Linked DNA regions of Homo sapiens: regions 1 and 3 are each linked to region 2. The links are chromatin contacts, found by Hi-C in ENCODE. All regions are on one chromosome and are shown on one strand. Each heading gives the region's core, a stretch centred on a gene start or an enhancer-like site at or near the end of the contact. The rest is flanking DNA. Distances are from core to core; before and after follow the strand shown.

What was found. Hi-C counts contacts between places; a loop is a spot of excess contacts on that map. Pooled maps may share reads with other maps.
Region 1: a map of naive thymus-derived CD4-positive, alpha-beta T cell shows a loop between it and region 2 (29-fold over the local background). The contact joins the promoter of LNP1 here to the promoter of ARL6 in region 2. A Hi-C loop is called at or near these places in 2 of 168 maps with a recorded cell type or tissue (CD4-positive, alpha-beta memory T cell and naive thymus-derived CD4-positive, alpha-beta T cell) and 7 of 50 pooled maps.
Region 3: a map of CD8-positive, alpha-beta T cell shows a loop between it and region 2 (33-fold over the local background). The contact joins the promoter of TFG here to the promoter of ARL6 in region 2. A Hi-C loop is called at or near these places in 3 of 168 maps with a recorded cell type or tissue (CD4-positive, alpha-beta T cell and CD8-positive, alpha-beta T cell) and 8 of 50 pooled maps.

The regions. Positions count from the first base shown.
Region 1 is chr3:100,399,727-100,403,120 of GRCh38, forward strand. LNP1 (leukemia NUP98 fusion partner 1) reads left to right here and starts at 1,813. Exons shown (of 4, transcript NM_001085451.2): 1 at 1,813-2,713. It overlaps TOMM70 (translocase of outer mitochondrial membrane 70), which reads right to left and starts at 1,363. Exons shown (of 12, transcript NM_014820.5): 1 at 900-1,363. The coding sequence starts at 1,223. RefSeq lists enhancers at 1-700, 1,382-1,491, 1,542-1,591, 1,602-1,691 and silencers at 1,062-1,141, 1,752-1,831.
Region 2 is chr3:97,763,256-97,766,397 of GRCh38, forward strand. ARL6 (ARF like GTPase 6) reads left to right here and starts at 1,503. Exons shown (of 8, transcript NM_001278293.3): 1 at 1,503-1,722. RefSeq lists enhancers at 834-1,335, 971-1,510, 1,336-1,835, 1,551-1,660.
Region 3 is chr3:100,707,858-100,711,177 of GRCh38, forward strand. It overlaps TFG (trafficking from ER to golgi regulator), which reads left to right and starts at 1,637. Exons shown (of 8, transcript NM_006070.6): 1 at 1,637-1,864. RefSeq lists enhancers at 1,205-2,096, 2,097-2,987 and a silencer at 1,734-1,963.

The DNA.
Region 1 (3,394 bases), core at 563-3,062, 2.6 Mb after region 2:
CACTCCCATTTTTTTTTTTTTTTTTTTTGTATGTGTGTGTAGGCCTGGACCTGGGGCAGGGGGCTGTGTGCAACCAAGCCTGGTGAGCATTGCTGTGGCCGCTACTCTTGTGCAGCAAGAGGGGACAGTGCAGTGCAGAGCGTTTTCTGACAAAGGCCAAGGGGTCCGGAGTGCAAAAGGACACCTTGGGGCTGGGGCATGGCAGGAGAGGTTACGGGCGCTGAGTGCTTGCAGCCAAGGGGGCTTCGGGGTTGCTGAGAGAGGACGAGCCTTGGGAGCTTGACAGTTCTGCTTACAGTTCAGAGGCTGTAAAACAAATGCCACTGAACACCATTTCACTCTTTAGAACCTGTGTAGTCTTTCTTTTTCTATGTAGAAAGCCATCTAATCGTTTTTGTTTTTGTTTTGCTTTTGTCAACTAACCGTCACTGTAGTTGCCCACTTACCCCCAGCAAAAACACACTCCAAAAGGGGGAGTGGCTCATTATTAAAAGGCTCTTAGCGATTAGGTTGTAGGCTTTGGAAATCACAGAAACAGTTCGTATCACGATGTACCAATTGTTAATCGAATTTAGCTTCCTTCACTTATTAAATACAATCATCACATTTGCAAATGCCCCACTCCCATCTACAACACTAGGGATAAATGCTGTGTCACTGAGAAGAAAAGCAAAGGATTTTTCTGAAACCAAAAGCAAACTGTCAAAGAATGCCAGTAACCTGTCATCGAGCTACTCTATGCCCTCCACTGGCAGCCAGAAATGAGTCTCCCTAAACCCAAGTGTTGTGCTGCCGCTTGGCAGCTTCCGTCTGATGGGAAGCCCCCTCACTGACACAACCCGCCAAGGAAAAGCTGCACGAGCCAGTTTCCTCCTCTACGGCCTGGGGCTGCTTCTCACCATGTCCAAGTGAGCACCGGGACCTTCAGGGTGTCCGCTGCCCGGGGCCGGACTGGCCCTGCCCTCCGGGGTCTTCCGTTCGCTGTTGCGCTTCAGGCCGCTGGCGTCGCCCCGGCCTCTGGCCTCCCGGCGCCGTTGCTGCCGACTCCACAGGTATATGGCACCCGCGCCCAGCAGCAGGGGTGCCCCGACCGCCAGAGCCAGCTGCCATCGCGGCAGCCCCCCCGTGCCCGGGCCCGCAGTCCCGCCGCCGCCCACCCCACTCCCGGAGCTCGGTACAGCGGCTGCGACCACCGCTGCCTCCACAGGTTTAGAGGCGGCCATGACAAGTGTCCTCTGCCACCGCCTCCCTGTCTGTCGCGAGCGCCACAATCACCAAACAGCGTGCGAAGGAAGACCGAGGGAGGGAAGGAAAGCAATGAGCGAGCGAGCACGCTAGGCAGAGAGAGCGGACGACAGAAAAGGGCCAGAGGTCACCGGAAGCCCAGGGCATGCCGGGCCAGACCTGGCCGTCCTTCTCCTCCAGTATCAACCGAAGAGGGAGAGGAGGGGCGGAAATCACTTCCGGGTTAAGGGAAAGCGTGGGTGTGAGTAGGAGTCTTCGGAAACCCTTTTTCTTTCTTTTCGCCCCGCTGCTGTTCGGGAGATGGACTTCTGGAGTCCCCGTCGTAGCTGGTGTTGTCCCCTCTACCTTCAGGAAAGAAGGGCAGATGGCCCTCTTGCCTACTGAAGCCGAGGAGGGGCGCGTATACAGCGGGCTAAGGGCGCTCAAGAGATCCGAGTGGAAGAAAAAGCAGCGGCACAGCACTGGAATGGGCGGGAGTGGCAGAAGAGTTGTGAAGGCTATTGGCTAGCAAGGGTGGTGGGCGGGGCGTAGACCGAGCTACCCAGTTTACTGGTCGATTTCGGATCCAGTTTTCCAGTTATAGCCACGTTGGCACCTCTTGAACCTCTGTGGCCGTTAGCACGGTTTTCTGCCCGCGTGCCCGAGAAACCAACGGATTAGAAGGACTTTTAAAGATGTGTGAGGAAAGAGCTCACCGCTGAAGAAGGCTGCTGCATCACTGAACTTCTTATCACTAACATAGCGAGATTTTAGTTTGGACGAATTTGAGGTTATAGGGGAGATAGCGATGGCAGAAGACTAGGTGGAAATGGCACATCTAGGTTGGCTGCAGTCGAAACGGTTTGAGCGTGGTCGCTGTGGCTCATCGTCGGCACCAATTAACGAAGCGATGACATCTGCGTTGTTAGGGGTTTCTTAAACTGAGTTGGTAGAAATGCGAAGCGTCAGGGTTCCCGCCGGCTTCGAGCCTTTCTTGGCGTATTTGTATCTTGAGCTGATTTCTGCGTCAGCCCACATCTCGCTCTGATCCGCACGCCCCCCGGGTTGTTTTGCAGTAGCAGTCTCAGCCCTCTTCTCGTCTCATTCCCAAATCGTAATTTCAGTTCACAGCTTTTTATCTATAATAGCTTTATCAACTCTTTTTCCGATGCTCTGCACCAGATCTCTTAAAATATAAAATTACCTTGCAAGGTATTGTTTGGAATACACGGTATTTTCATGAAGACAACTATTAATAGAAAAATCAGAGTCCAGAACTATGGTTCTCCATTTCTGGTATACTGGTTTGCAGAAGCCTTACATTAAGATTTCATAAATGATTGTTTTGCTGTTAAGTGCAACAACATCACAGTAGAGCTACATAAAGATTGAAAGGAGATATTTTATCAAGTGGCACCAGAATGGACTGATTAAAATAGAATGGCCTAATTGGAAAGAATTTCAGGATCACCGGTTTCTCCTGCTTCATGTAAGTTCCTATTAGTAAATTGCCTTCAGGCAATAGGGTTTCTTAGCAACAGACTAAAAAAATGGGCTAAAAATAGCAGTGGAATTGAGTTGATCGTTGCAGGCAATAGGCTTTTCTCCCCTCCTGATCCCCCAATCCCCAAAGGCAAATTTTCTGCCCCTTAATATAAGCTCTGCCTTGCCTTTTTCAGAACACAAGTTAGGATTTTTTTTTTTTTCTGAAATTTCAGTTTTGCTGTGGCCTCTTGGAGGATTGTAGAGTGCTAACAATTACAAACTTGATAGGAACTAAAACATATTTGAAGTTTTTTTTTTAAACCTTTTTCTTATTTATTGGAGTAAGCAATACACTGTTACGGTTAAACTCCAAAAGTTACAGAGTTTACTGTGAAAAGTCTTCCTTCAGTCCCTGTCCTCAGCTGCACAGTTCCCCTCTCCAAAGGGAATCGGTGTTATTTTCTTGAAACATTTTTTGGATTAATATTTATCTAAAGGCCTGATTTTGTTTGGCTTTATTTTTAAGGTTGGCATTAGTAAACGAATCTGTTCTGGTTACTTTTATACTTTGATAAACATCTCATTTCCATTCTCTAGCCTATGCTATTCTCTCATTTTCTCCTCCATTTCCTAATTGATGGTACTGTAGAGCCAAATAGAGTGTCGCTTACTGGCTTTGGGACCT
Region 2 (3,142 bases), core at 253-2,752:
ACATTATTTATTGAACAATAAATATGTGCCAAACATCTGTATTTCTGTTATCTTTAATACTCAGAACTACCAGATAAGATAAATACTATATTTTTGAAGGTGAGGATAGAAGCACGGAGAAGGGTAAATTGGGCTAAGACCACACAGTAAGAAAGAATGTATTTCCATACTCCATTTTTACAAGGACATTTATATGTTGATATGCATCCATAGGGTCTTTGTTTTGTTTTTGTCTTTCAACAAGAATCACTAATCCAGAGCCGCTTTTGTTTTTTCGCTGTAAAAATGACAATTACATTTGGAAATTTGGAGAAGTGACAAAAGATAAATCACCCCATAATCACACGCTTACAACCGTCCCCCCTACCATATTACTTTGAAATAATTCCTTCTAGTCTCTTTTTGCACCCTCCTAGTCCATTTAATAGGCCAAATGAATTGACAGGCCAAAGAACAGGCAGTGCAGTAAACATACACTAGCTAGTTGAAAAGGGTCGCGCGGTGGGGGGCAGGGGGTCGGAAATCCTACACCCATGCAAACAAAAAAAATGAAGAGATACAAACCCCTATTTGAAGAATGAGGCCATTCGCTGGGGGTGAGGTTAGTGGAGTTGGGCAGATTGAAAGGCTAGATCTTTAAAATGACTGCATCTGTAATGTGTCCGTTGGAAAACGCAGTAATAAAAGATGTGGGGAAGGGTATGCCTAAATATTTTCTATTTGAAGACCATTTGTGACTATGACTATAAAATCCAAGTGCAATTTAAGAAGGTGGTCAACTTTAAGTATTGACTATTAATACCTTTCCTGACCACCTGCCGATTTGATTCTGGAGACTGTAATCTACTCACAGGAGATTATGCCTGGTAGAAATCTCTTCGGGAGACCACACAACTAAGAAGCAGGGGTACAGGCATACTTTATTAGCCGAATAACACCTTTTGACTTTTTACACCAGTTCTCCCCTCTACCTTCCTGTATTAACAGTTTTACCTCTACAGGGACTCAGGGTGGGAGGCCTATCAGAACCCAGAGAAGAGTCGGTGCGATGGGCAACTGGGGAACTCCGGCGCACATCTTGCCCCAGGGGGGACAGTATCGTCTTGCAGTCGTTGCCACAACGCTACGCTGGTGCCCGGTAACGACACTCTCCGCGCCACACCCAGCGCCAGCCTCTTGGATCCCCAGGAAGACCAGGGCCGAGCGACAAACACGCAGCACACGCGAACGCCAAACGCTTCCCAGAAAGCTGTGCGCGAGCCTACAACTCCCATGATGCTACGCCGGGAACTGCCCGGCTCCTCGCAGGAAATAGGCAGCTCACCCTGCCACCTGTGCACACATTTTTCTTCAATGTATAGTTCCTCGGCGCGCCTCTGACCTTTTCCCGGAGCTCTTCAATCCCAGAAGCTATAGCACAACGGCTGAATCGCCAGGACCCCCGGGGAGGCGTGGCTTCAGGACCGGAAGAAGCTCCTGTTGCCAAGGGAACGGTGCCTGCCAAGGCGCCTGCTCAGCGACTGATGCACAGACTGCTGCAGAGGCTGCCGGTTTTCCCAACTTCTAGAGACGGCTTTGCTCATTACCAGGCATCCTTCCCATGTAGGCATCGAGAAGAAGGCTGAGGGACCCTCGCACCAGATTTCCATCCCGGAGACCGATACGAGTGCGTCCATTCCTGTTGCCAGCTCCTGCGCCCTCCGGACTAACCTCAAAAACCAGGTATCTCCTCAACGCCGGTTTTTAAAGCCAGCGCCACCCTCTGTCCCCGTCAGTTTTAGAATTCCTCTTTGGTCTTTCCCATGTTTTTCACTCCACGCGTGTAGTTGTTGCTAATGTATGAGAAGTAGAAAAGAAGGTGAGTTATAGAGGCCCTAGAAAACTTACTAAACTGGTTTGGACGTATGTTTGGTTGATGGGTTTTAACAATGCTCAACTTAGACCCGTGTATTGGGGGTGTGTGTGTGTGTGTGTGTGTGTGTGTGTGTGTGTGTGTAAGTGTAATTTAAATTATATCATAAAAAACTGAAAGCCGAATAAGAATGTTTATTTGGGGTAATAAAAGTAGGCAACATTTCAATCAACAAACACTTTACAGAGTTTACTAAGTATCATTCGTGGTGTTTTCTCTGGGCTACCACTCTGTCTCTGCAGCTTACCCTCTAAGCTGTTAACTGTGGATAACATCCTAATTCTTCTGGACTTCTCTGGCAATATGTAATCCTTTAGGAAACAGTCTGTCAGACAATAACCAAGAGAATTTGGCTGGTGTGCAAAGAGAGGGTTACAGTAAGATAAGAAACAAGAAAGGAAGATTGGAGCCAGATTGTGGACAACCTTAAAAGCTGTGCTTGGAAGTTTGAAACTACTGGCTTTATTCTGAAAGCCAGTAGTTCTCAATAGTAACTTCACATCAGAAACACTGGGTAGCTTTTAAAACTACAGATGCCCTGATCTTATTTTCAAAAATTCGGATTCAGCAATTGATTTCAGAGTGCAGCCAGGGTTGAGAATCATGGCTATCAGAGTAGGAAGCTGCAGAAAACAGTTGTGTCTCTCGCTGCACACTTAAGACACGATTAACAAATATTGACTGGCTTCAATTATCTTTTATTTATGCATGCAGAAAGTCAACTTATGGAAGGAAAATTATAACTACTTGAAACGTAGAAGTTTAAAGGCTCTATGATAGTTGTTTATAAAGCAATTTCAATAAATGTGATTACCTCTTTTAGAAAAACTGCCTGCTCTTCTAAATTGTGTGTCCCAAAATATTTCATTAACAAGTATCAAGTGATAATCCATGGAAAAGTGATGGAAAGTCACAATACAAGGTACTGTGAAAAACGAATATTCAAGCATCAGGCTTTAAACACTCAGTGCTTTATAGTAGATGCTTAAAGGGGGGAAAATGTGAGAAGTTGTCGTTTTTAAAACATAAGTTCTAAATTATGAAATGGAGAACAAGATATAAGCATTTATATCAATATGTTTATGCAGTAAATAAAGTGAGTAATAGCAAATTTACTTTGAAATCAAATGGTATGTGTGAATTGCTTCATGACATCAGAAGGTTAATTTAAAATAGATTTTACAAATGCTGGTCCTTAAGCTGTAATTTAAAGAAATGGACTGAATAAGA
Region 3 (3,320 bases), core at 387-2,886, 2.9 Mb after region 2:
CTCAAAGGTCAATACAACTGTTGGAAAATACAAATCAGAAGTGAACAGTGTAAACTTACATTATTTCACTCTCAAACAGAAGTTTCAGAGACTTATAACTGAAAAAGATCACACTACTTATGGTTGTAAAAGAACGTAGCTTCTCACCCTGAAACACCAGAATTTACTCCAGGTCCTTTAGGAGTATCTGGTGTTAAAGCAAACTAAATATGGCCTGAGAAGGACTCCATACATCTATACTTGAATCCTTGTGGATGAACTGTAACCTAGCTTAACAGACAAGATTGAAAACCTAACTTAGAAGTATGCGTCTCTTACAATAAGCGAGTCTTGGCCAATTCCAGCCGCCACACTTCAATCACTCATAGACTGCTAAGTGTTCAAATAAGGCCAACGCCAACCTGTAACCAATCCAGCTGTTTCTGTACTTCACTGCCAATTTCTGTACCTCATTTCCCTTTTTTTGTCTATAAATCTTCCACCACGTGGCTCTGCTGGAGTCTCTTAATCTGCTGTGATTCTGGGGGCTGCCCAATTCGTGAAATCGTTCACTGCTCAATTAAACTCCTTTAAATTTAATTCAGCTTAAGTTTTTCTTTTATAACTGGTAAACAACTGGAGACCAGGTAGGGTCTAAATGCTTTATTTATCAGCTTAGTCTCCACCTTAGAAGTGACAAACATTCTCCGTTTGGCCAAACTTCGGGCTCCTGGGCCTTCTCCTAGGACCATCTGTGCATCTTCTTGTAAAACTCAGTTTCAGCAAAGAACCTTGTTAAGGCAGTGTAGTGAGAATCCCTCACCCTTGATGGGGTTCCTCATCCTCCACCACCCCCAGGTGATGTCTGCTATCCTGGCCTATCTTCGTCTAGAATCCTGTTGTGTTGGTTTAGCCAGAATCTCCCTTGCCCCTGATATTTCCTCTTAGTAATTTTCCATCCACTGACCGACTTCCACCCCTTGGCTATAAATTCCTACTTACTCATACTGTATTTCTATTTGAACAGGTAAGGGAGAAGGGAAGAGTACGTAGGACACACTCAAATGCCTTATCCTCTAAAAATCACTCAGGAATCTTTAGCCTTAATTTCCCAGCTTTTGTCCTTTACACAGTTACAGATTTTCCTTGCTCATAAACGCTGTAGGTCTTCCCTGCTTAATTGGAAACTCCTTGCTCACAAAATGATTCACCCCCATTCCTAGAACCGGGCTTGGCAAAGCATAGGCTCCCAATAATGAATGAATGGATTTATAGAAGAAAAGGTTTTTTCTTTTTCAGCTGTTACTACAATGGTCAACAATAACGACAAAAACCACTTAAAGTTGGACAGACGTCTACTGCAACCAACTCTCAAAAAGTTTAGAACAGCGCACTACGCCCCGCCCATTGGCGAGAAACGGAAATACCCGCTTTCGAGAAAACCGGAAGTGCGTGGTCACGCCCCGCGCATGCGTGCATCGGGGCAGCTCACGCTTCCTAAATCCCGTCATCCAGTGAGAAAGCAGGGACTCTTCGGCCTAGGCAGCCGGGACCCAGCCAGCCCTGCGCCTCGCGCCGTCGCGCATGCGTCCTGGGTATGTCCACGCGCAATAAGGAGGGGCGAAAGGACATTTTTTTTTTTCTTGCTCCCGCCTCTGTTCTTCCCCCACCTGCCACGTACAGAGCCCAAGTTCTCGCTAGGCTTGTTGGGTCAGCGCGATTGGCCGGGGCCCGCGCGAGCCTGCGAGCGAGGTGCGGCGGTCGCGAAGGGCAACCGAGGGGGCCGTGACCACCGCCTCCCCGCGACGCCCCAGTCCAGTGGCCTCGCGTCCGCCCATTCAGCGGAGACCTGCGGAGAGGCGGCGGCCGCGGCCTCCGCAAGCCGGTATGGCCACTGGAGACGGGGGTTGCGGGCGCTCTGTCCGAGGAGGCCGGGAGACTAGGAGGCGCTGGGAGGGCCTCGTTCGAACCGCGCGGCAGCTGGGGTCGGAGGCACTGTGGGAAGGGGCTGGAGGGAGGAGGGGGTGGGAGGGAGGAGGGGGTGGGAGGGAGGACGAGGCCGGGGGGGAGGGCGGGCGGGGCCTTGCATGGGGGGAGGGGAAGGGAGGTCGCGGAGGGGGAGGGGAGAGAGGCAACCCCTGGCTGCGGTGGCCAGGAGGCGCGCCTGGGGGGCTCCGGGAGGGGAGTGCGCCAGCTAATGCCTTGGTGCAGCCTGCCTCCAAGCGTTTGGATTGAGAGGAGAGGGGCTTTGGGAGGTTTGGGGCGGCCGGCGCCCAATACCCGAAGGAGCTCGGAAGGGTGTGGAGTGGCGCCTACGGGAATAAGTTGATTGGGGTCATAGAATCGGAGCCTAGTTCCTTGGCTAAGTCAGCGCTTAATCAAGCGCCGGCTGGAGGCCCAGCCTGGTTTATAGTGATGATTCTAGCTAACTTTAAGAGTTTGCTTTGCTGGACACTACAGTAAGTATTTTGGATGCACTGTCTCATTTAATCATCACAAGGATTCCTCCAAATTCAGATATGGTTGTTTTCATTTCGAATGTGATGAAAGTGAGCCTTGGAGGACTTAAGATCACATAGCTAGTAGTGAGAATCTTTACCGTCTTGCTGCACTGCCTTTGAGGCAGGGTTTGAGGCCTCTTGGCATTCTTTAGAATAATTACAGGTTGACTTGGCTTAGTATTTCTTGAAGGAAACTGCTCCCCTCAGGAGGTGCTTAAGCCACAGCCTCTGAAATTGAGCAGGGTCTTACCCTTAGAGGTAGTAGAACCAGAAGTTTGTCCGCCGAACCTAGAACCTGGTTCAGGAGGCAGGCTTTTTATATGACCTTGGGCGTGTCAGATTATTCCCAGTGCTGAGAAAAGTGTACCTGGTAGAGGGTTATATTATACAAGTTAGAAGCCGAGTCATTTCTGGACTTCAGAGGGGGCGGGGCAAGGACAAGATGGGAGAAGAGCTTGTCGTAGGGCTCCTACTGGCAGTTCTAGGAACTAGTTAATACCAGTCTCTACTTTGGAAGAGAAAATGAGTACCAGAATTCTGTATGTGAAGTAATGTTGGGTTGGGATTTCCCCTTGAAGGGAAAGTTTTGTTGCACACTTACTTTTGAGATACTTTTGTGTTTACTCTGGGGAGATGACTGCAAGAGCAAACGACAGCTTTAGGAAAGAAGCACTGGTTCCTGGCCACAAGATGTTTACAGTCAATAGGAAACACAAAAAGTGAATTTGCAGGTAAACACGGCAGATAGAAAGTATACGTGACTCAATTTTTTTTTTTTTTTGAGACGGAGTCTGGCTCTGTCGCCCAGGCTGTAGTGCAGTGGCGTGATCCCCCAGCTCA